2 separate regions of the Homo sapiens genome follow, and region 2 is linked to region 1. A link is a loop called in an ENCODE intact Hi-C map of the cell type or tissue named here. Cell type or tissue: ascending aorta. All regions are shown on one strand. Links, peaks and the distances in the headings refer to the core of each region. The heading gives the core; the rest is flanking DNA. Region 1 has its middle 17 kb from the start of MIR8070. Region 2 overlaps USP47 (ubiquitin specific peptidase 47).

Region 1 (11,863 bases), core at 3,552-8,551:
TATTCACTTGTGAAACTATTACCTTTCAAGGCCATAGACATATTCATCTACCTCCTAAAGTTTTATCCAGCCCCCTTTGTAATTATTATTTTTTTGTGTGGTAAGAGCACAACATGAGATCTACCTCCTTAGAAAATTATATGTATATATTTGCATTTCTCTGATAATTAGTGATGTTGAGCATTTTTTCATGTTTTTTTGTGCGCTTGATTGTCTTCTTTTGAAAACTGTCTGTTCATGTCCTTTGCTCATTTTTTGCTGGGGTTGTTTTCTTCCTGTTGAGTTGGTTGGGTTCTGTATAGAGCTTGGATATTAGTCCTTTGTCAGATGCATAGTTTGCAAATATTTTCTCCCATTCTGTAGGTTGTCTCTTTACTCTGTTGATTATTTCTTTTGCTGTGCATTAAGTCCCATTTACCTAATTTTTTTTTTTGCCTGTTTTTTTTTTTTTTTTTTTTTGGCCATTTGCCTGTTTTTGTTTTCTTCTCTTTCTGAAAAGCAAGGAGGTAGTTATGGCTGATGAAATAATTATTTCTTCTCCCATTCTGTATGTTGTTTCTTTACTCTGTTGATTATTTGTTTTGCTGTGCAGAAGCTTTTTAGTTTAATTAAGTCCCATTTGCTTATTTTTGTTTTTGTTGCATTTGCTTTTGAGGTCTTAGAAATAAATTCTTTGCCTAGGCCAATGTCCAGAAGCATTTTTTCTACATTTTCTTCTAGGATTTTTATAATTTCAGGTCTTACATTTAAGTAATTAATTCATCTTGAGTTAATTTTTGTGTATGGTGAAAGATATGGGTCCAGTTTCATTATTCTGCATGTGGCTATTCAGTTTTCTCAGCACCATTTATTGAATAGGGTGTTCTTTCCCCTATGGATATTTTTGTTGACTTTGTCAAAGATCAGTTGATTGTAGGTATGTGTCTTCATTTCTGAGTTCTTTATTCTGTTCCATGGATGTATGTGTCTATTTTTATACCAGTAGCATGTTATTTTGTTTACTGTAGTCTTGTAATATAATTTGAAGTCAGGTAATGTGGTACCTCTGCTTTGTTCTGTTTGCTTAGAATTGCTTGGCTATTTGGGCTCTTTTTTGGCTCCATATGAATTTTAGAACTGTCTTTTCTAATTCTGCAAAAAATGACATTGGTAATTTGATAGGAATCACACTGAATCTGTAGATTGCTTTAAGGTCATTTTAGTGAAACCACAATGAGATACCATCTTACATCAATCAGAATGGCTATTATTAAAAAGTAAAAAAACAACAGATGTTGGCAAGGATGCAGAGAAAATATAACACTTATTCACCGTTGGTGAGAATGTAAGTTAGTACACCCTCTGTGGAAAACAGTATGGAGATTTCACAAAGAGCTGAAAATAGAACTACCATTAGCTCTAGCAATTCCACTACAGAGTATCTACCCAAAGGAAAAGAAATCATTATATAAAAGGACACCTGCAATCATATGTTTATTGCAGCACTATTCACGATAGCAAAGTCATAGAATTAACATAAAGTGTCCGTCAACAGAGGATTGGATAAATAAAATGTGGAATATGGAATACTATGTATATAGCATATACACACACCATGGAATACTACTCAGCCATGAAAAGAATGAAATCATGTCTTTTGCAGCAACATGAATGGAAATAGAAAGTAAAAACCCATGCATTCTCACTTATAAGTGGAAACTAAACAATGTGTACACATGGCCATAGAGTTGAATGTAGGGGATGAGGGATAAAAATTACCTTTTAGGTACAGTGTACGCTATGTGGGTGATGGGTACACTAAAAGCTCAAACTTCAAAACAATATATCCATGAAACAAAACTGCACTTCTACCCCCAACTCTGTAAAAATTTTAAAAAAAAGAAAATTGTATGTATATAATACAGTATTATTGACTATATGCACTATGCTATGTAGTAGATCTCCAGAACTTATTTATCTTGCATAGCCGAAACTTTGTATCCTTTGGCCATCACCTCCTCATTTTCCTCTTTCCACCATGCCCCTGACAGCCACCATTCTACTCCCTGCTTCTGTGAGTTTGACTATTTTAGATTCCACATATAAGTGATTGTCTTTCTGCATTTGGCTTGTTTCATGTAGCATAATGTTCTCTAGATCCACCCATGTTGCAGCAAATAACAGGCTCGCTTTCTTTTTTCAGGATGAATTGTATTCCTTTATATTTATATACTACATTTTACTTATGTATCCATTGATGAACATTTATATTGTTTCTGTATCTCTCGAGGTGTTAACACTGAATTGTCAGCTAATATAGATAAAGCAATGGTAGCTGACCTCCGTTTTGAGTAAAAGTAGAAAATACTAATGTTAGTTGACTACTTTTCTAGAAAAGAAGTTTCTAAGGCCAGGCACGGTGACTCACTCCTGTAATCCCAGCACTTTGGGAGATCCAGGTGGGCAGATTGCTTGAGGCCAGGAGTTTCAGACCAGCCTGGACAACATGGCGAAACCCTGTCTCTACTAAAAATACAAAAATTAGTTAGGTGGGTGGCACATGCCTGTAATCCCAGCTTCTTGGGAGGCTGTCACAAGAATCACTTGAACCTGGGAGGCGGTGGTTGCAGTGAGCTGAGATTGTACCAGTGCACTCTAGCCTGGGCAACAGAGCAAGACTCTGTCTCAGAAAAAAAAAAAAAAGTTTTTTAAAAAAGTAATAATCCTCAGTGTGGCTGTGTTTATTTATAGGAAATAGTTGAGTGAATAGTAAAAAAATTGTTCCTTGATAGTTTACAAAGAGGGATTTTTGGCAAATGTAAAAATGACTATGTTTTGGCCGGGCATGGTGGCCCACACCTGTTATCCCAGCACTTTGGGAGCCTGAGGCAGGCGGTTCATGAGGTCAGGAGATCGAGACCATCCTGGCCAATATGGTGAAACCCTGTCTCTGCTAAAAATCCAAAAAAAAAAAAAAAAATAGCTGGGTATGGTGGCATGCACCTGTAGTCCCAACTAATTGGGAGGCTGAGGCAGGAGAATCGTTTGAACCCGGGAGGCAGAGGTTGCAGTGAGCCGAGATCGCATCACCGCACTCCAGCCTGGCAAGAATGAGACTCTGTCTCAAAAAAAAAAAGACGATGTTTTAATTTTTTTCTAAAAGTTTTGGTACCTCTTTCTTTTCTCTTCTCTTTTGTTTCCCTGTTTTCTAAATTGTGTCCATTCATTCATTCCAATACAAAATATTTACTGAGTGCTTATTATGTGCTGTGGAAGTGGTGCACTGTTCTTATCCCCAATTTCTCCCCAATATCTCACAACACAGTAGAAAAAAATATCAGTGTAGTAGGGTTTTGCCTTGAAATAAAGCTATCTTCCATTTACGGGCCAAGTATGCCAGGGCATGTGTGGAGGAGTGGGCTTATCTATTTGCGCTAAGGTCTGAGGGAAGGTGTTTATCATAATGGAGATAATTTGGGTCAAAAACACTACCTCATCTGTGTAAAAGAAGAAGCATTTCTGAGTCCAGGATTTTCTTAGATTGTTCATGGACCCAAGCTTGCGTCTCTAGGAACATCAAAAACACAAGGGGACATTGCTTTGGAAGAATGTACAACGTGATGTTCTGAAGGCCAGGAGCAAATCCCCTCCAGCCCTGCAGGCAGGTCTTACCTATAATGAGCACGCACACTGCTGCAGAGCCAACCCAGGACCCACCTGTTGTGAAAGGCATGGTTAGCTCACCTGGCATTGTCAATCTCTGGAAATGCAATGAATGGAATAGGACTGCTCTGGGGACAAGTCTTGGTACCAACCTGTTCTTCGCGAAGATGGAGCCGCTGCCAGTGTGACTCCAGGACTGATTTCCCAGTTAGCTAAGGACCTTCTCATGGTCTTGTTACCTTAATCTCTCCTTCCGACCAGCTTCTTATTCAGCTCTGTTAGTACTCATTCCTCCCCTGCCTGTTCTTCTTCCACAAAGAGTCCTCAAGTCCTTGGCTCCTGTTTTTGTCCCATCCCACAAGTACTGCCCTGCACATTTTTCTTTGTGAACTCACATGGTTAATTATCTGAGCCACTTCCTTGTCAGAACTCTGGGTTCCCTCACTTTCTCTCATTTGGCTGGACTCATCCATCAGAAAACTAACTCTGGATGTATGAGACCTCTGTCTTCTCAGCTCCTACTTCTGGGCTGCTGCTCCTGCTGCTAGAAGAAGTGTAGATTACACACACTGTGCCACTGCGATTAGCTCCTCCTTCAAGAGCTCATTACTTGCCTTAGCCTTCACCACCTTCCTCAAGCCCTATACCACCCCTGAGTTCTCATCCCTGGCATGTGGTTTTTCCTCCTAGGGACATTGAGGCCATTTCCTTACTTCCTTTCTCCCTTTAATTTGCTCTTATTGAACTTTGTCCTTGCCAATCCCCTGAGATCTCTTTCCGTATGCGTTAATAGCATCCATCTTGTAAAATCTGATGGTTGGTTCTCAGTCCTCTTTCAACTTGAACTTTTAGTGATATTTGACACAGTTGGTTCCTTTCCCTTTCTTGACCACTTTCTTCATTTGGTTATGGGGACACTGCAGAAGTCTTTGACTTCTTTTCACCCATTGGCTGTTCCATCTTATCTTCTTCCCTAGCTCCTCTTTTTTTTCTGACGTCCAAATATTTGAATGTCTCAGAGCTCACTTCTCAGCCTCATCTCTGCTCTTTCTTACTCAGTAAGAAATCTCAGCTGGTGTTCTGACTTTAAATGCCAACTATAGGCTGATCATTCTGGAATGTGCATTTCTATATGCACTTTCTGTCCTGAATTCCAGACTTGTATTTCCAGCTGCCTACTTGGCATATTCCCTTGGGTCTCTAGTAGACATCTCAAACTCCACACGTCCAAAACAAAGCTCTTGATTTCTCCATGTCAAATTGCTCCTTCATGGCTTCTCCATCCTTGTTGCCCAAGCCAAAATAGAGAGTCACCCTTGATTCGTCTCTCTCTTACCTTCCACTCTACTCTATCAGAAGAGGTCCGTAATCCATTTACTTTGCTCCAGACCACCATCATTTCTCAGTGGAACAACTATCCCTGCTTTCGCTATTCCCCTGCCTTCATTTTTCATACAGAAGCCAGGGAGATCACTTAGCAACTTACATTAGATAAGGTCATTCCCTTGATTAAAACCTTCCACAAGCTTCCCATGATACTCAAAATCTAGGTTCCCAAACCTTACTTCCAAAGTCCTGTGTGATCTGGCCTCTGGCCGATCTCTCTAATCTTACCTTATTCCCTTTTCTCCTTTGCCCATTCTATTCTAGCTTCACTGGCCTGCTTTGGATTTTTTCAACCTCGTAAGCCACTTCTTTCCCTGATTTTCACATGGCCTTAGAAAGTCTAAATGACATCTCAGAGAGGTTTCCCTGACCACTCATTCTAAAGGAGCCCGACACCTATCACATCACCATATTTTAATTGTCTGCATAACACTTATCTCTGTTGGATATTTTTCTTGTTTATTTGGTATTGTCTGCTCCAACTAGAAGGTCATCAGAAACTTTGCTTTGTTCATTCATGTATTCTCTGCACAATTTGACATGGGTCATTTACAAGATGATTGTATACGTCAGTCCAAGGCATGGGAGAATAGGCTGGAGATGCCGTAGGCTGACACCTTATGTAATACTTCACCAAGACCTGCTGATTTTACCTCCTAAACATTTTTCTATTCCAGGGCTGTCCCTCCATATAAAAGAGATGGAGAAGGCACAAAGCTGTCATCATTTCTTTATTACTTCAACAGTTTCCATCTGGTCTTCCTGCCTTCAGTCTTATTTTCTCCGATCCATTCTCTGCCACAGTTCCTAAAACATAAGTCTGGCATGTCACTCTCCTGTTTAAAACTCTTCAAAGGCTTTCAGTCATTTGCATGATAAAGTCATTAGCCTAACAGTATATTCTGTGTTGTGATAGGTGGTCTCTGTCTCTATGTCCTTCTTGTTTTATTCTCCAAGAATACCCAGCTGCTTGTAGGGCACTGTGAATACTTTGCTTTCCCTGTTTCTGTGTCTTTGCTCATGTGCTCCACTCTGCCTTGGACTGTCTGGCCTTTAGAAGCCATGTGACCTTGGGATATCACTTATTCTTCTGAACCTTAGTTTCCTAATAATCATAATTCTTCACAGGGGCAACGTGAGGGTCAAATGATATCATGTACAGAGAAAAAAGTACAATGCCTGTTGTATAGCATGTGCTCAAAAAATTGCAATTGTATTTTTCAACAATGTTAATGTTGACACTAATACTACTAAACCATAATATAGTGGAGCTAGTGTAAGATTTCTGGTACTTTCTTGGGTTACTTGCCTTGGGAGAAAGTAACCAGATCTGACTAAAAATTTGAACTACCAGCTCTGATTTTCCAGTCCTCCTTCCCTGTCCTTCCTAGAAAACTTGAAATCCACATAATTCTCACCCAAGGATTCTCAAATCTGCAGGGACAAGACAAGCACTTGTTCCTCATTGGGCCCTGGGACCCTCCCCGGCTGTGCTCTCGGGTGAGGGGGTCAGTTGGGATTGTCCAGCATTTCTGTGTCTTGGGAATGGAAATTAAGACTTCGGAGTTTTCCTCCAGTCTTTCTCATAGACTTACTGAACAGCCAGGTTTCAGAGACATGCTGGAGCCCCCTGGTGGTGGCTTCTGGGCACGGTAATAGCCATAACTGCAGGGTGAATGGAACCTGTGAAGTTCAAAGTACTTTGTCACTATGTTATCTTGTTATCACTGCAAGGAGTGTTAGGGATCTACTTGGCATCTTGTGGACTGACATATGAGGGAGGATAATGACATGTTCTAAGCTTCCAGGGTGTGGTGGGGATGATGGGAAAGGGCTTTGGTGCCAGTGGGATGGGTTAGCCTGGAGTGCTCCCCAGGGACAAAAAGCAAGGTTGCTGTACATAATGACAACCTTTGACTGGATCAGAATGAGACCCAGGTGAGCCAGGTCTCCTGGTGATTTTTATCTACTTTCAAGGTTTAGCTGCTCTGAGCTCTGTGAATTTCAAGTAGTCCAACAGTCAGTTTGGCGAATACATTCATTTACTTAGAGACTTAATAAATTAAGCCAATAAATACCTACCATATACTAGGTGTTAAGTGCTGTGGCAAGTGCTGTGGCAAATTCTGAGATGAATCATTGCCCCCACCTTCCACAAACTCACAATCTGGTGGGGATTATGAGACTCATAGACAAATAATTGAATGGAAGAACATTCCATGCTCCTGGATAGGAAGAATCAATATCGTGAAAACGGCCATACTGCCAGAGGTAATTTATAGATTTAATGCCATCCCCATCAAGCTACCAATGACTTTCACCACATAATTGGAAAAAACTACTTTAAAGTTCATATGGAACCAAAAAAGAGCCCGCATTGACGAGACAATCCTAAGCAAAAAGAACAAAGCTGGAGGCATCACACTACCTGACTTCAAACTATACTACAAGGCTACAGTAACCAAAACAGCATGGTACTGTACCAAAACTGAGATATAGACCGATGGAACAGAACAGAGCCCTCAGAAATAATACCACACATCTACAACCATCTCATCTTTGACAAACCTGACAAAAGCAATGGGGAAAGGATTCCCTATTTAATAGATGGTGCTGGGAAAACTGGCTAGCCATATGTAGAAAGCTGAAACTGGATCCCTTCCTTACACCTTGCACAAAAATTAATTCAAGATGGATTAAAGACTTAAATGTTAGACCTAAAACCATAAAAACCCTAGAAGAAAACCTAGGCAGTACCATTCAGGACATAGGCATGGGCAAGGACTTCATGACTAAAACACGAAAAGCAATAACAACAAAAGCCAAAATAGACAAATGGGATCTAATTAAACTAAAGAGCTTCTGCACAGCAAAAGAAACTACCATCAGAGTGAACAGGCAACCTACAGAATGGGAGAAAATTTTTGCAATCTACCCATCTAACAAAGGGCTAATATCCAGAATCTACAAAGAACTTAAACAAATTTACCAGAAAAAAATCAAACAACCCCATCAAAAAGTGGGCAAAGGATATGAACAGATACTTCTCAAAAGAAGACATCTATGCAGCCAACAGACACATGAAAAAATGCTCATCGTCACTGGCCATCAGAGAAATGCAAATCAAAACCACCATGAGATACCATCTCACACCAGTTAGAATGGCGATCATTAAAAAGTCAGGAAACAACAGGTGCTGGAGAGGATGTGGAGAAATAGGAACACTTTTATGCTGTTGGTGGGACTGTAAACTAGTTCAACCATTGTGGAAGACAGTGTGGCGATTCCTCAAGGATCTACAACTAGAAATACCATTTGACCCAGCGATCCCATTACTGGGTATACACCCAAAGGATTATAAATCATGCTACTATAAAGACACATGCACATGTATGTTTATTGCGGCCCTATTCACAATAGCAAAGACTTGGAGCCAACCCAAATGTCCATCAGTGATTGACTGGATTAAGAAAATGTGGCACATATACACCCTGGAATACTATGCAGCCACAAAAAAGATGAGTTCATGTCCTTTGTAGGGACATGGATGACGGTGGAAACCATCATTCTCAGCAAACTATTACAAGGACAGAAAACCAAACACCACATGTTCTCACTCATAGGTGGGAATTGAACAATGAGAACACTTGGACACGGGGTGGGGAACATCACACACCAGGGCCTGTCTTTGGGTAGGGGGCAGGGGGAGGGATAGCACTGGGAGATATACCTACTGTAAATGACGAGTTAATGGGTGCAGCACACCAACATGGCACATGTATATATATGTAACAAACCTGCATGTTGTGCACATGTACCCTAGAACTTAAAGTATAATAAAATAAAATAAAATAAAAACAAAAGAAAACAAGAGAAACAAAAAAAGACTCATAGACAGTTGAATTAGAGGGGGGAAAGTGATAATGATTCAAGTAGAAGTAAAATGTAAGTGAGTTCAGAAGAGGGAGATATATCCAACAGTAAAATTTTATAGCAGGGAGCATTTGAACTAAAAGAATGTGAGTTGCAGAGGGCATCCCAGATGGAACCATGGCAGGAAAGCCTGGGTGTGTGTGAAACTGCCAGAAGTTTTGTTTGGTGCATGGAGACTGGAAAGATAGACGGAGGCTACATCCAACTGGGTCCTCATCATCTGTGCAAGGAGTTTGGATCTGATTTCTTAGGCAATGAGCATAACCTGATGAGAAGAGTGTTTTAGGAGAATTCAGTGATAGGACATAGGATGGATGGGAGGAAGGAAGGATGAAATGTGGAGAGACATTAGGTGACTATTAGGATAGTTCAGGCAGGTGGAATGGAGAGGAGAGGGCAACCTAAATAAGTGTTTCATCACTTATCAACATTACTTGGCAACTGATTGTAAAAAGGGCCAATGGACAGAGATGAATTTTTAAAATGCCATGACATTTCCAAACACTGTTGGCTGGGAAGATTGTGGAACCCATAGCAGGTACAGAGGCAAAGCATGTTTGAAAGGAAATGGGAGGTGTTCCATTTTGGTCAAGAGGAGTTTGAGATATCTGTAGAATGTTCAGGTAGAAATTCAGGCTTGGAGTACAGAAGGGAAATGGCTTTGAGACATAGAATATGAGATCAGTTCCACTGAGAAAAAGATAAACCGGTAGAATTTGGTAAGATTTCAGAGGAGGTTGGGAGATCTCTTATCTGTGCAGAAGAAAATGAGAGGCAATGTGAAAGTGGCTTTGTGCTCAGAGGGCAGACCTGAATTTGAATCCTAGCTCTGCCACATAGTCTTTGTGTGACCTTAGACAAGTTACTTAACCTCTTTAAGCCTCAGTTTTCTCATCTATAAGATGGGATGTAATATAGCCTTTTCTTTGGAGGGGATTATGAGGATTAAATCAGATGACATATGCAAAATATTTAGAAGGATGCCCAGCATATGACTGCTTGATAAAAGCTACCATTTTAAAAATTATTACCACTAATAATGACAATGATTATTAGTAGATAATAGTACAATGAAAATGATTAGTAGTACAATGATAGAAAATTGAGGGCACTGACATTTTGGGAGGGTGGAGGAAAAGAAGTCAGAGAGGATAGAAATAGTGGAAGAGGAGAAATGAACTATAGTTTTGCAGCATTAGGCGAGAATTTCAAGGACTTGGTAGCCACTGTTATAATTGAGGTGAGAAGTTAATGTGGATGAATATAGAGAAAATACTGTTAAATTTGGAATGGGAATATATTAGTTTGCTAGGGCTGTTGTAACAAAGTACCACAGACGAGACAGCTTAAACAACAAACATTTATTGTCTTCCAGTTCTGAAGGCTGGAAGTCTTAGATTAAGGTGTCCCAAGGTTGGTTCCTTGTGAGGGCTGTGAGGGAAGGATCTGTTCCATGCCCCTCACCTCACTTCTGGTGGTTTGCCAGCATCTTTGGCTTATAGATGCATCGTCTCAATCTCTGTCTTCATGTTCACATGGCATTTTCGCTGTGTGGATGTCTCTGTTCAAATTTCCCCTCTTTGTAAAGATACGGGTCATATTGGATTAGGAGCCCGCCCTGCTCCAGTATGACCTTGTCTTAACTAATTATATAATATTTATATTATTATATAATTTTAGATATAAAATGATTTTAGATAGAAAATTGAGGGCACTGACATTTTTGGGGGGTGGAGGAAAAGAAGTCAGAGAAGATGGGAAGAAACAGCAGAAGAGGATCAATGAACTATAGTTTTGCAGCATTAGGTGACAATTTCAAGAACTGGGTGGGAAGGATCTGTTCCATGCCCCTCACCTTGCTTCTGGTGGTTTGCCGGCATCTTTGCAGACCAGGCTTCTGGTGGTTTGCTGGCATCTTTGCAGATCATATTATACACAGATTATAATCTGTGGTCAAATTTTACCTAGGGTCAGATTATACACAGATCTGTGGTCAGATTATACACAGATTTTTGTAAAAATCTGATTTCAATTGACTAAGTCTTTTTATTTCTTTTTTATGATAATGTGCTAAATTTTATTGATAATCAAGGAAACATAAATTAAAATAGCGATAACATTACACATTCACTAAATCCACAAAATTTAAAAGATAAATCTGCTGATATTAACTATTGGAGTGAATATAGATCAATGGAAAACTATACCTTACTGAGGGAACTATAAATTGATATAGCCATTTTGGAAATGAATATGCTCCAGGACCCAGCATTTCTCTTTCTAGGTATATCCTAGAGAAACTCTTGTTTATAAACACCACACATGTGCAAAAATGTTCCTAGCAGTGCTATTTGTAATAGAAAAATAATGGGAACATCCCAAATGTCCATCATCATGAGACTAGATAAATAAAATGAAGCATTATACAGTAGTTAAGATGAACAAATCACAGCTACACAGCTATAGCATGAACAAATCTTAAAACTTAATACTGAATAAAGAAAAGCAGATCACAAAAGACTCCATACAGCACAATGCCATTAAAAAAAGTTTGAAAAAAGCAAAGCTTAATTTAGTGTTTAGAAATGCATATATATGGAATAACACTATAAGAAAAGCAAAGGAAAGATACACGCAAAATTTCAGGAGAGTGGTTAGTTCTGGTGGGGATAATAAAGGGGCTTGCAGGTTAATTCATGGACATTGGGAATATTCTAGTTCTTAGGCTAGGTGGTAGATTCATAGGATATTTATTTCATTGTTATGTTTCATAATTTATATATATATAAAACTTTCTTTTGTACATGCTCGGTATGATATAATTAAAAATCCAATAACCAGAATGATTTATAACTAGGGAAATTTGTAGTTTGTGGCTACTAGGTTGTAAATTCCTCAAAGG
Region 2 (11,863 bases), core at 4,347-9,346, 98 kb before region 1:
ATAACTGTAACAAGAGCTTTATAAAATAATACTTACTCTTATGTGATGTTCTCTTATGCTCTATTCTATTCCATTTTTTGAAAATGCTGTTGTAGGCCCAATAAACTGATTTTATAACCCGTGAATAGATTGTAATCTACATTTGGAAAAACTGGTCCAAGCCATCACAGTAGTTCCAATCAGATATCAGACCCTTCTAGCTACCTTATATACTCTTCCCCTTTTATCCCTGTGACCTTCATTTACTATACCCAGTATAAACCCTCCCATGTATTGAGCCCCATCCCATTCAGCCTTACTCCTCATCCCAACATCTAATGTTCTTTCCACTTCTAACCTGCTCCTCTTTCCATTACATAAGAATCGGGTTAGATTAATGAGGATCCTAAATGTCAAATACATATGACTATATTTCATTGGTCAAAATAAAGGTAATGCTTCATGACTATACTTGTGTTACAGATTACAAAACATATAATTTACCTAATTATCTGAAAATGCTGTTCAAAAATCATCCCCAAAACACATATATACAGTTTTTAAATGTATAATTTTCAGAGCTAAAAGAGAACTTCCAGGTTATACAGCCCAATTTCCTTAAAGATGAGAAAACTGAGGTCTAGGGTGGTTTAATGATGGTATTTATAACTCAGTTAATGGCTAAATGAGAACTCAGTACTTTCAATTTCCCATTGGGTACTTTAACCATGAGACTAATGCCCAAGTTTTAAAACATTCCAACAGAATAAAAGTCATTTAGGGTAACAAGTGATTTATTAGGAAACAGTCCCCTTGATTTGAGAGATATAAATTACCTGTTCTGTTTGCTTCCATTTCTGTTCCAAAGCATCAAACATGACTCTGCATAGTTCTTGTACATCATGCTGCTGCCAAGCTGTTTTAAGATAAAATTCAATTAGAAATAGCTATAAACTTTATGTAATGAAACAATCTGTTGTTTAAAAGCAAATAGACAGAAATATTGAAGTCTACCTTAAATAATGCCAAATTTAAAAAAGAACATAAGAATATACATGACAGTCATGAAAAGGAAATCACACGCCAGAAAATAGATTGCAGCATTCTATAAATAATATATGCTTTATGGTGCTACAATATTTGTCATGTTTGTTATTTTTCATTGTAGAGTTATGAAATGTGTTAGAAAATATATGACAACAAACTTGCAATGAAAGGTTTAAGATAAAGGTAATTATGTGTAATGTGTTTGTAATATTATTGTCTTCTAGAATTTGTTTGAATATTAGAACGCTTATCATTACAAGAGAATTAGTACCCTCACTACTATCCCATCCAAAGCTCCTTGTAACATCTGTGGTTTCAATTGCTCTCTTTTTGCTGGTTTGTAACAAAACAAAAAGCCTTTGAAGTTGGTATGGAATACTTGTCACTGGATCTTCTTCAGATTCTTCAAATTCCCACCTATTAAAATAAAATGTTAATAAAGTATTTATAAAATGATTTTATTATTTAAAAGCATAATTAATATCAAAATCATAATAATGTAAGATTTTAATCCTGGAAGCTATACAGAGTTTGAATGCTAATTGAAACTAATAATATCTAATGAAACATTAGTGTTTCCCTAATTCATAAATTCAGAAGAACTTTAGACTTTAACAAGAAAAGGCATAACAAGGCATAACAAGGCAAAAGTGCTCAAGAAAAGAAGGCAAAGCTCATTTAACTGTGGAACCTGAATCTGACCATAACCTCTGTCCTAATTATTAATTCACAAAAATACAGGAAACAGAAGAATACTATTACGTGAGATACTACGGCATACAACCATCAAAACCCAAACTGTGGAAAACTACAGGATAGATGACATCAGTTTTCTTTCTATTTTTTGCAGGGAATAAATTGCAAGGATGAAAAAAGATGAAAGAGGATTATAAACAAATTAAATAGATTAAGAATTTTATTAATCAACTGCAATATACAGCTCATATGGATCTTGATTTAAACAAATTGTTAAATGACGCAATCAGGGAAATCGTAGCCCTGACCTGAGATATAATTTACAGATGATATGATGGAGGTATGCTTCCAAACAATCAAGTTGGAGGGTATAGACAAAAAAGATTGACTATGAGTTGATATTAATAATATTCAAAGCTGAATGACTGGTGAAGAGGGATTCATTACACTATTTCCCTCTTTTTTTTTTTTTTTTTTGAGACAGAGTCTCGTTCTGTTGCCCAGGCTGGAGTGCAGTGGGATGATCTTGGCTCACTGCAATCTCTGCCTCCTGGTTTTAAGCGATTCTCCTGTCTCAGCCTCCCGAGTAGCTGGGATTATACACATGCACCATGACGCCTGGCTAATTTTTCTATTTTTAGTAGAGACTGGGTTTCACCATGTTGGCCAGGCTGGTCTCAAACTCCTGACCTCAAGTGATCCACCCACCTCTGCCTCCCAAAGTGCTGGGATTACAAGCGTGAGCCACTGCACTCAGCCTACTTCCCTTTTTTTGAATGTTTAAAATTTTCCATAATAAAAAGCTTTTGAAAGGGAATATAAGAAAGTAAACAAAATAATAATCCAGGTAAGATTTTCACCCTCACAAACTTATGATAAACAGCAGTCTAGCCCTAGCTACAGCTACTGTCTCAATAACAAGTGAATTCCCAACTGAAGAACTTAAGATCTCATGGAAAGAAATAAGATTGAGGTACTAAAGTTGGTAATGTACCCACCAAAGTCTTTAAAATAATTCTGTATTCATAATATACACCTAAGACAAAATATTAAGTAACAACAATATTAATGTTATTTTACATCTTAAGTTAGGAGTAAGATTACTATTTCCCCACTTTTTAGTTTCAAAAGGAGGTTTGAGCTTTAATTTTTCTCTGATGCACTTTACAGACATACTAAAAGACTTTTTCTTTTCTTTTGGGAATGGCTTTCTATTAGAGTGTTCAATATTTTTCTTACTTTAGGACTGAGAAGTCACAGCTCTGTTCTCATCTTCCTTTTGTTACACACTGGCACTCCCTTCCGCCTCACAGAAGTCAATGAAGTACATTTCACCTTTTTCTTCTCAAGGCTTCCCTGCAAACACCTCTATTCAATACCTTACTTCTGCTTTAATCCTCCCCTCTTCTATTCTCAATCCCCAGCTCCCTTTTTTCTGGTTATCTTCAATAGCGGGTACTTATAACTGACATTATGAGATCAAAAATTCTCTTGTTAACTGTGAGAAAATATTGGTTAAAACAGAAAATGCTCAAATTTCTTGTGTGGTAAATTCACTAATAGGGAGGAATTACTGTAAAATAAGACTGAATTCTCACCTGTCCTTTAGTCCTGGTACAAATACCTGAAAAGGTTTTAAGTCTTGCTGGTACTTGCCATTACTTTAGTCATCTTAGTTAGAAACTTTGGTGCATATGTGATTCTTTCCTTTCCTTTACTCCTAAGTAAAATTTGTCACTAAGCCATGTTAGTTTTCAATCTGAAATGTAACCACTGCCACCATCATCATTCTGACTCTAATATATCCATGCCTGGTTTAATAACAGATTCCTCCGGGGTTCTCTATCTTTCAAATCAATCCTGTACACTGCACTATATAAACTTTCCTAAAACAATGTATTTAACCCATCACGTATATGACTCCAAATCAAGTGGCAGGTTCTCTGTTGGCTACTATGCAAAAAGTGAAGAAAATAGGCCGGGCGCGGTGGCTCACGCCTGTAATCCCAGCACTTTGGGAGGCCAAGGCGGGCGGATCACGAGGTCAGGAGATCGAGACCATCCTGGCTAACACGGTGAAACCCCATCTCTACTAAAAATACAAAAAATTAGCCTGGCGAGGTGGCTGGCGCCTGTAGTCCCAGCTACTTGGGAGGCTGAGGCAGGAGAATGAACATGAACCCCAGGAGGCAGAGCCTGCAGTGAGCCGAGATCGCGCCACTGCACTCCAGCCTGGGCGACAGCGAGACTCCGTCTCAAAAAAAAAAAAAAAAAAAAAAAAGTGAAGAAAATAAACAAAACCCTATCCTTTTATCCTAGCACTACTCTCTGGATACTTTATCCTTTTATGCTAGGGCTACTCTCTGGATAGTCAATCCTTTTACGCTAGCTCTACTCTCTAGTCTATCCTTTTACACTAGTGCTACTCTCTAGATAGTCTATCCTTTTACGCTAGTGCTACTCTGTGGCTAGTCTATCCTTTCATGGTAGCGCTACTCTGTGGATAGTCTATCCTTTTCCACTAGCACTACTCTGTGGATAGTTCAATGAGGTTCTTAGTTCTACATTAAGAAACATCATGAGTGCTCTCAGGCTTTGTTTCCCCACCTGCTATAAACTTCACTCTATTCTCACAATCTCAAGGCCTTCCTTTCTGTTTGACCTCATGTCTGTCTCCTACTTCCTTACTCACCAGGATTGTCACAACGGATTTCTAGTTTCTTTTGTTTTTTGAAGACCTTTACACTTCTGGCTTCTTATGCCTTGTATGCTCTTACTGTAAATCTTTAGAGGGCTTGTTCCTGTGAAGTTCCTGGAATGTCCTCAGGGAGGCCCTTACTGTCTACTACCTGAAGCTGTGACCCTCCCCTCCTCTTCTCCTGACAATTACTCCCTCCACATTACTCAGCTTTATTTTCTACCTGGCATACATGATTCTGTGAAATGAGCTTATATATAGGTTTACCTAAGGAAGCTCTAAATGAGGTACTTTCTCTTACTCATCACTCTAATCCTTATACCTAAAAGAATGCCTAGCACACAGTAAATGTCCAATACATGTTTGCTGATGAATAGCCCTGGCTATGCTCTTAATTTCCTCTACAGTGCTGTAAATTTACAGTCCACTTTCAGAGTATTAAAACAGATGGTTAAACAAGTGCCCAGGATCCCCATTCCTGTGCATACTCCCTAAAACAGGCACATTGTCCAACGATCTGGTCTGTGCTAGTTTTGAGAGCAGGCTCTGAACTCTATTTATTAACCTCATCCTCCAGTACTCTGACAAAACTCTGGTTATGCTGATCTCCTGAAGCCCCCCGCAACACACTGTGCTTATTGGCATCCGCTAGTGCACAGGCAGAACAGAGTAGTGAATCCTGGCATCTACTAGGTGCAACTTCTAGCAGTGTGCTTTCAGGCAAAGCTATATTTCTCTGTGCCTTCAGTTACCTTCTTTGTAAAATGCGGACAATAATAGCATAAAATTCATACAGTTACTATGAGAATTAAGTGAGTCTATATATAAAGTGCTCGGAACACTATCTGATACAAACAATGACTAACACTCAGGTAGCCCTTCCTATTATTCACTTTCACTTTTGACAGGCCTCCTATCTGCACAGTGTATTCTCTTTCTTCTCAACCTGGCCAAACCATATCTAGCTTCATGACCTACCTGAAGCTTACTTTCTTCTCCAAGTTTCACCAACCTTTCTTCTCTTTAAACTCTAATGGTATTTGGCTGTCTTTAAATGTTATTTAAACTATTTCAAACATATACATATTGCTATTGTAGAAAGACTTATAAATTACTCAAGAACAAAGATCTTATTACTAATTCCCTCTCTATCCACCAAGTGCCTAGCATTTAAACACTACAGGGCAATACATGCATACAGAATGACAAATACATCAACTTCTGTAAGTTCAGATAACAAGCTGACAGATTAATCTAATGGTGATATAATGTTGAGTAACACAATCAGCAATATTAAAAGTTCCAAAAATAACCTAAATACATATTTACAGTAATTTAAAGATGTTAGTGGAAAGTAACACAAAAAAGGAAAAAAAAATCAGTTTACTCATACTTAAAAGTATCCTTAAAAACTAAAAAATTATGTGTTTATCTTAAAGAAAATATACAAAGCAAAGGTGTGTTAAATGTGTCATAATAGGATATTCATAAAAATAAATGTCTGACTTCAGGGTTTACTTAAACATAGACTTCCTCCATAGAGCATTTTAAACTATCTAATGTATATGGAGTCTTTTAGAAGGAAACACACACACACACACGCACACACACGCACATGAAACAAGCTGTAAGTATTATATTTTAATTAGAAACAAAACTTGCAAGTTAAAAAAAAACTTTGGATACTTAAATTGAGAGGTGGAAGGAGAGTATGGATTTATATATTCGAATTCTCTCAAAAGCAGTTATTTATTTCTTCATAAAGGGTGTTAAGGCTACAAGAGAGGGAAGCTTTTTACCCTACATGTAAATCTCATCAATTTTATCCTTTTGCTCTCTATATACTTCTGATTCTCTCTCCGCACACATTTTTCATATACCTGTTTTTCACAAGATCTTTGTTATTACGTAAGGAAAGAAGTTATATCTTATGGTGTGAGAAATGCCCCAAACTTTAAAATAACTGCAAGAAGATAAATTTTGTTAAAAGTGATATTTTCATTCTTAAATCAATTTTATGTATACAATTTTTTTGAATACTCACTTATATAATGCATTCCTAAATTCAGGAGTCATAAAAAGTGTTTGCAAAAGGCTATTCAAATAGCAAGTCATTGCTTGGTTTACTAGTCCCACATATCCTTTAAAGAGAAAATACAAATGTACATTAATCAGCATTTACATTAAAAATAACAAAAACATAATAAGAATTTAATTCACAGTAAAGATTCAGAGGTTAAAGTTACTACTCATTTGGAAATTATTTCAACTTGTTCAACAGCACCTAAGAAAAGATCCCTTTTCTAATATGTGCTCTAAGTAAGCTTTGTTTTGTAGAAAATGTCAGGATACCTTGTTATAGATATGTCCAGAGGTACACATGGAGATTATATGACATTAACATTTTAAGAGTAATATGTTCAGTAAAGTATGTGTTACTGGCATAGACATAAACTTTTTCCCCCAAAATCTAAACGTTTAAACATATTAAACTTTTAAACATATTAAACTAGATTATAATGGAAAAGCATAAACATATTCACTTTAAACAGCACCACACACATCCAGTGTAGAAAGACTATACAGAACCAGTTACCCCTGTCATCAAGCCCTATAAGCCAATTTCTGTAAGAATGAATAACATACGAGATAAATTCACTACATGCAAACTCACAAAAGCTGAGACTCTAAGTAATGCAGAGTGACTTCATCTGTTTCAACAAGCCTGTCAATGAAATTCTATAGATCAGCATGCTGTGCAAAGGGTGATATGTATCCACACCATCTGTACTTATAGGATTCCAAGAAAAGACCAAGCATGGTAGCTATCTGCTTTTCACTTTGTACTAAGGTTCAAGCTTTTATTTTTTTCACCTTTATTTTAAGAACCGTGTATGCATGGGTGGTTTATATCTTAATCTACATCATTGCATTATTTTAAACTGCTTCTATTCCAGACTATTCCCCACTTGAGTTGTTCTCATAGGATCCTATATTTAATCCGTATTAGAGCCTTTATCTCACTGTTTTGTAACGACCCATTTGCTTATATGTCTCCCCCATCAGACTGTGAAAGCAGGGATTGAATCTGACTTCTATCTCTCCTATTACTTAGCACAGCAGCAGATGCACATGAGAGGGCAATGTGTATGACTTACAAGTAACACAAGTTTGTATGGTATCTAAGCTGATTATTAATAATAAAAAACATTATTTCATTAGTTCATACAAACAGAGCCTTTCCCACAAACAACAGCAATTTGTCCAGGAGACCAATTGTTCTGTATCTTCTTCTGAGCTGAGGCTGCTCTGGGATTTCTTTTCTTCTCCGTCCTCCTCCTCCCAATTCCTCAACAGTCTGGGGGAGAACCAATCTACTTGGAGCCTTACAAGGTAAATGAATACTACTATCATCCTTTGTGTACATACACATCAATCATGTATCACTTGTTTGTGACCTTGTTTCCCTTTACTGGGCTTAAAAAAATGTTTTCGGGGTAGGCTTGAGAAGAGAAGAAGAGAGTAATGGCAATTAATTTTTGCCATAGCTCTTTATTTTACCATCAGGTATAAAAATCACATATGACTCTATGATCTTTTGTACTTGATTTGGCACCATATTTAAACAGAATGAACACTGTGTCACATAAATGTACTATTTTCCAAAAGTATGACGATTTTGGTGACACTATTAAAAGTGCTAATGAATTAACAGAAACCTTTCTCATTATGCATTGTCTAAATCAACAAACTTCAAATGGCAGCTATTATCAAGTGGATTCTACATCTGAAATAGTTATGAATCAATATTTTTAGTATAAGTCAGTAAGCAAGAAGAATATGAGAACATATACCATCCAGTAGAGGGCACATGCAAAAAGAAATCCTAAACAGAACCAACCACTAAAGAAGGAGAAATCAAACAGGCCCAGTGAAGTGGAATCAAATAGGCCAACTCCTGAAGTAGATAAAAAGGCTGTTAAAAAAACTGGCCAAAGACAGGTATCATGGATTTAGTTTCTAATCACTTGTAAGTTCACATTAGCCTTCAATCTACTCCTTATTTCTCCCCAACCCACCATCTCCTATCAACAGTGGCTGGCTACCAGTGGGAAGTGGTAGGAAAGAGACAGGAAAGAGTATGTTGAGTACCCAAACCCATTGCTTTACTGAGAAATGTGTTTCTAGAGCCCTAAGTTAAAATCATGAGAGCATTTTCTAATAAGAACATTTCACACATGGTGCCAAAATTTATAATAATTTCTTAAGGAAATGCAAACTCAATGGTTTGATTAAATAATTTTATCTGATACAATAATTTCTGAACACAACCCCTGATAAAATAATTTCTGAACACAACCACCTTGGATGCTTATAGAGTAACTCAGGAAGGCAGGACCCCTAGAACCCTGGAGGAAAATGTACAGGTAGGGAAAGGGAGTGGAGTAGAGGTGTGTGAGGAACAGTAAATGCGAACAAAGACTATGATTACATGGCAATGTATAGCAAAGACTTCTAAAAATATTTTTTTAAGTAAACTTCAACTTACTAATATAATTTCTGGGAATTTTTATCTTTAGGAAATAATCAGAGATGAAAACAAAAATGTATGTATAAGAATTTTCATAATAATATCAGCAATATTAATAATTACAATTTAAATATCTGAACCTATAAAATGAAACTATTTTTCAGCCATTTAAAGCCCCATATTAAAATACTATTTAATAACATTAAAAAATACTCCTCATATAGTATTAAGTGAAAAACATTAATTAAAAATCTACTCATGATTCCCCATTTTCTGAAAAGTACACATATAGAGGAAAGATAAGATAAAAATATGCAAAATTGCTAGAAGTGGTGCCAGTAGTACTGTAAATTATTTTCACTTTTTTATTTTATAGTAAGACAATGACATGTATTTTAATATATTTGTATAATCAAAGAAAGAGCGTTTTAAAAAAGCATGTCTTAGTCTCAAGGAATTCACAGGCCTCAGAGAGCCACAGGAAGTTGAAGTTAGTACAAGCACAGTAGGAGTTCTGTAAATACTTGGTGCAAAAATGACTGAATCAATTGTCAGAAGACAAAGCAAATATCTCAAGAATCTTGATTTGTTAAATCTGGAACTCTCTCACAGTGTTTCAGCTATCTCAGAATAATGTAGCTATCTCAGAATAATAAGAAACAAAATGCAATTTCTTCCAGCCTACTACAGAGCAGCTATATCAGCATTTTGGGAAGTAATGCCTTGGAACCTACATTTTTCTTTTTTGTTTTTTGAGATGGAGTCTCCTTCTGTTGCCCAGGCTGGAGTGCAGTGGCTCAATTTCGGCTCACTGCAACCACCTCCTGGGTTCAAGCGATTCTCCTGCCTCAGCCTCCCGAGTAGCTGGGATTACAGGCACCTGCTACCACGGTCAGCTAATTTTTGTATTTTTAGTAGAGATGGGGTTTCACCATGTTAGCCAGGCTGGTCTCAAACCCTGACCTCAGGTGATCTGCCCACCTCGGCCTCCCAAAGTGATGGGATTATAACAGTGAGCCACTGTGCCCGGCTGGAACCTGCATTTTTAACAAGTACCCCCAAAATTAATTTTAAAGAAATTAAAATCTGAGAATCACTACTCTAGATAGTGTAATGGGAAACAGTTTAATTACCTCCTATTATCTGAAATCAAAGATAATTTTGTATTTTTTTTATTGTGGTTGTTTGCTACAAAAAGTTCTACTGATAGAAATGAATCCTAAATACCAAACATAATCAGGTTTTACTATTATTTCCAGAAAAAATAAACCATTAAAGCTGCACAATAACTAGCTATGAGGAAATTATTCTAAATTCTAATTACAAAATATAGTAAACGAAAGATTACAGATGACATTAAAACAAAACCTGGAGTTGGGCACCATGGCTTCTACCTGTAATCCCAGCTACTTGGGAGGCTGAGTCAGGAAGATCACTTTGAGACTAGCCTGGGCAACACAGTGAGACCTCATCTCTAGAAAAATTTAAAAGCCAGGCGTTGTGATGCACACCTGTATTCCCCGCTACTTGGGAGGCCGAGGCAGAAAGATTACTCAAGACTAGCCTGGGCAACATAGTGAGACCTCATCTCTACAAAAATTTAAAAGACAGGCATTGTGGTGCACACCTGTAGTCCTAGCTACTTGGGAGGCTGGGGTGGGAGGATCGCTTGAGCCTAGGAGTTCGAGGCTGCAGTGAGCTATGATCTTACAACTGCACTCCAGCCTGGGTGACAAAGCAAGACTCTAATCTCTATAACATAATAATAAAATTAAAAATAAGCAATCTGCAATGTAACACTATAGTGTTCTTTTTACACTGATATTTGTAATGTAATATTTAAAATCACCTGTTTTGAAGTTCTAAGAGTAAAGTTTCTGAAGCCATACTTAGCATGAAACACCATTAATGACATATGCAATCAAAGGCTTCTCTGAACCCGTTTTCATTTCCTTCAACATAAAACATACTATCTATTGCAAAGATTTGTTTTAAGATGAAATAATATGTAAATTTATCAAGATTTATTCATTAGGCGATTAAACAATCTTGTATGTAAATAAACCTTTGCATAAAAAAGCCATTTTACTTGCTCAATAAAGTGAAAAAATTAAAAAACATAGGCTTAATCGTATTGAGAAAAAAAGAAATTTCAAAATGACATGATTCATTTCAAGCACTAAAATGAATAAACTAAAAGATAACACAACAGACCCATAAAATAAGCATGGCCCATGTGCTTCAAAATGGAAGTACTGTAAAAGTAGACAACACAGACTTTCCTTTCTGGAGGAAGTCCACTTTAAAAATTTCAGAGTATAGTCAAAATAGAAAATTATTAAAAGAAGTCTTGAATTTTTTTTTTCTTTTTCTTTTTTTTTTTTTTTTACTTGAGACAGGGTCTCAATCAATCACCCAAGCTGAGTATAGTGGCACCACCATGGCTCACTGCAACCTAGACCTCCTGGGCTCAAGCAATCCTCCCACCTAAGCCTCCTGAGGAGCTGGGACTACAAGCAACAGCGACCATGCCCAGCTAATTTTTTTATTTTGATTTTTGTAGAGATGGTGTCTGGCTAGGTTGCCCAGGCTGGTCTCCAACTCCCGGGCTCAAGCAATCTTCCTGCCTTGGCCTTCCCAAAGTGCTGGGATTATAGGTGTTAGCCACTGTGCCCAGTACACCTATAATCCCAGCTACTCAGGGGACTGAGGTGGGAGGATTGATTGAGTCCAGGAGTTCAAGACTGCAGTGAGCCATTATCAAGCTTCTGTGCTCCAGCTTGGGCAACAGAACAAGACTCTGTCTCAAAAAAAAAAAAAAAAAAAGAAAATTAAAAAGAAAAGAAAAGTCTTCCTTAAAAACATAATATTCAATAATGTTTACGTTATTATTAAATAGTGGCAGCAGCAAT

The links. Peaks named below come from ENCODE experiments on the same cell type or tissue, not always from the same donor. Only the 100,000 strongest peaks of a DNase experiment are listed, where the experiment ranks them.
Region 2: it touches region 1 in a loop (4-fold over the local background); 41 of 110 quality-filtered maps call a loop at or near these places.

The regions. Positions count from the first base shown.
Region 1 is chr11:11,793,805-11,805,667 of GRCh38, reverse strand. No RefSeq gene overlaps it. Among named protein-coding and RNA genes, the nearest start is that of MIR8070, 17 kb to the right of the region's middle. In ascending aorta, for the core only: a CTCF peak has its summit at 6,668 (motif pointing left); a DNase peak (open chromatin) is centred at 6,657.
Region 2 is chr11:11,892,295-11,904,157 of GRCh38, reverse strand. It overlaps USP47 (ubiquitin specific peptidase 47), which reads right to left. Exons shown (of 28, transcript NM_001282659.2): 5 at 6,465-6,561; 6 at 1,298-1,443; 7 at 816-895. Among named protein-coding and RNA genes, the nearest start is that of USP47, 56 kb to the right of the region's middle. In ascending aorta, for the core only: no CTCF peak of the experiment used is centred there; no DNase peak of the experiment used is centred there.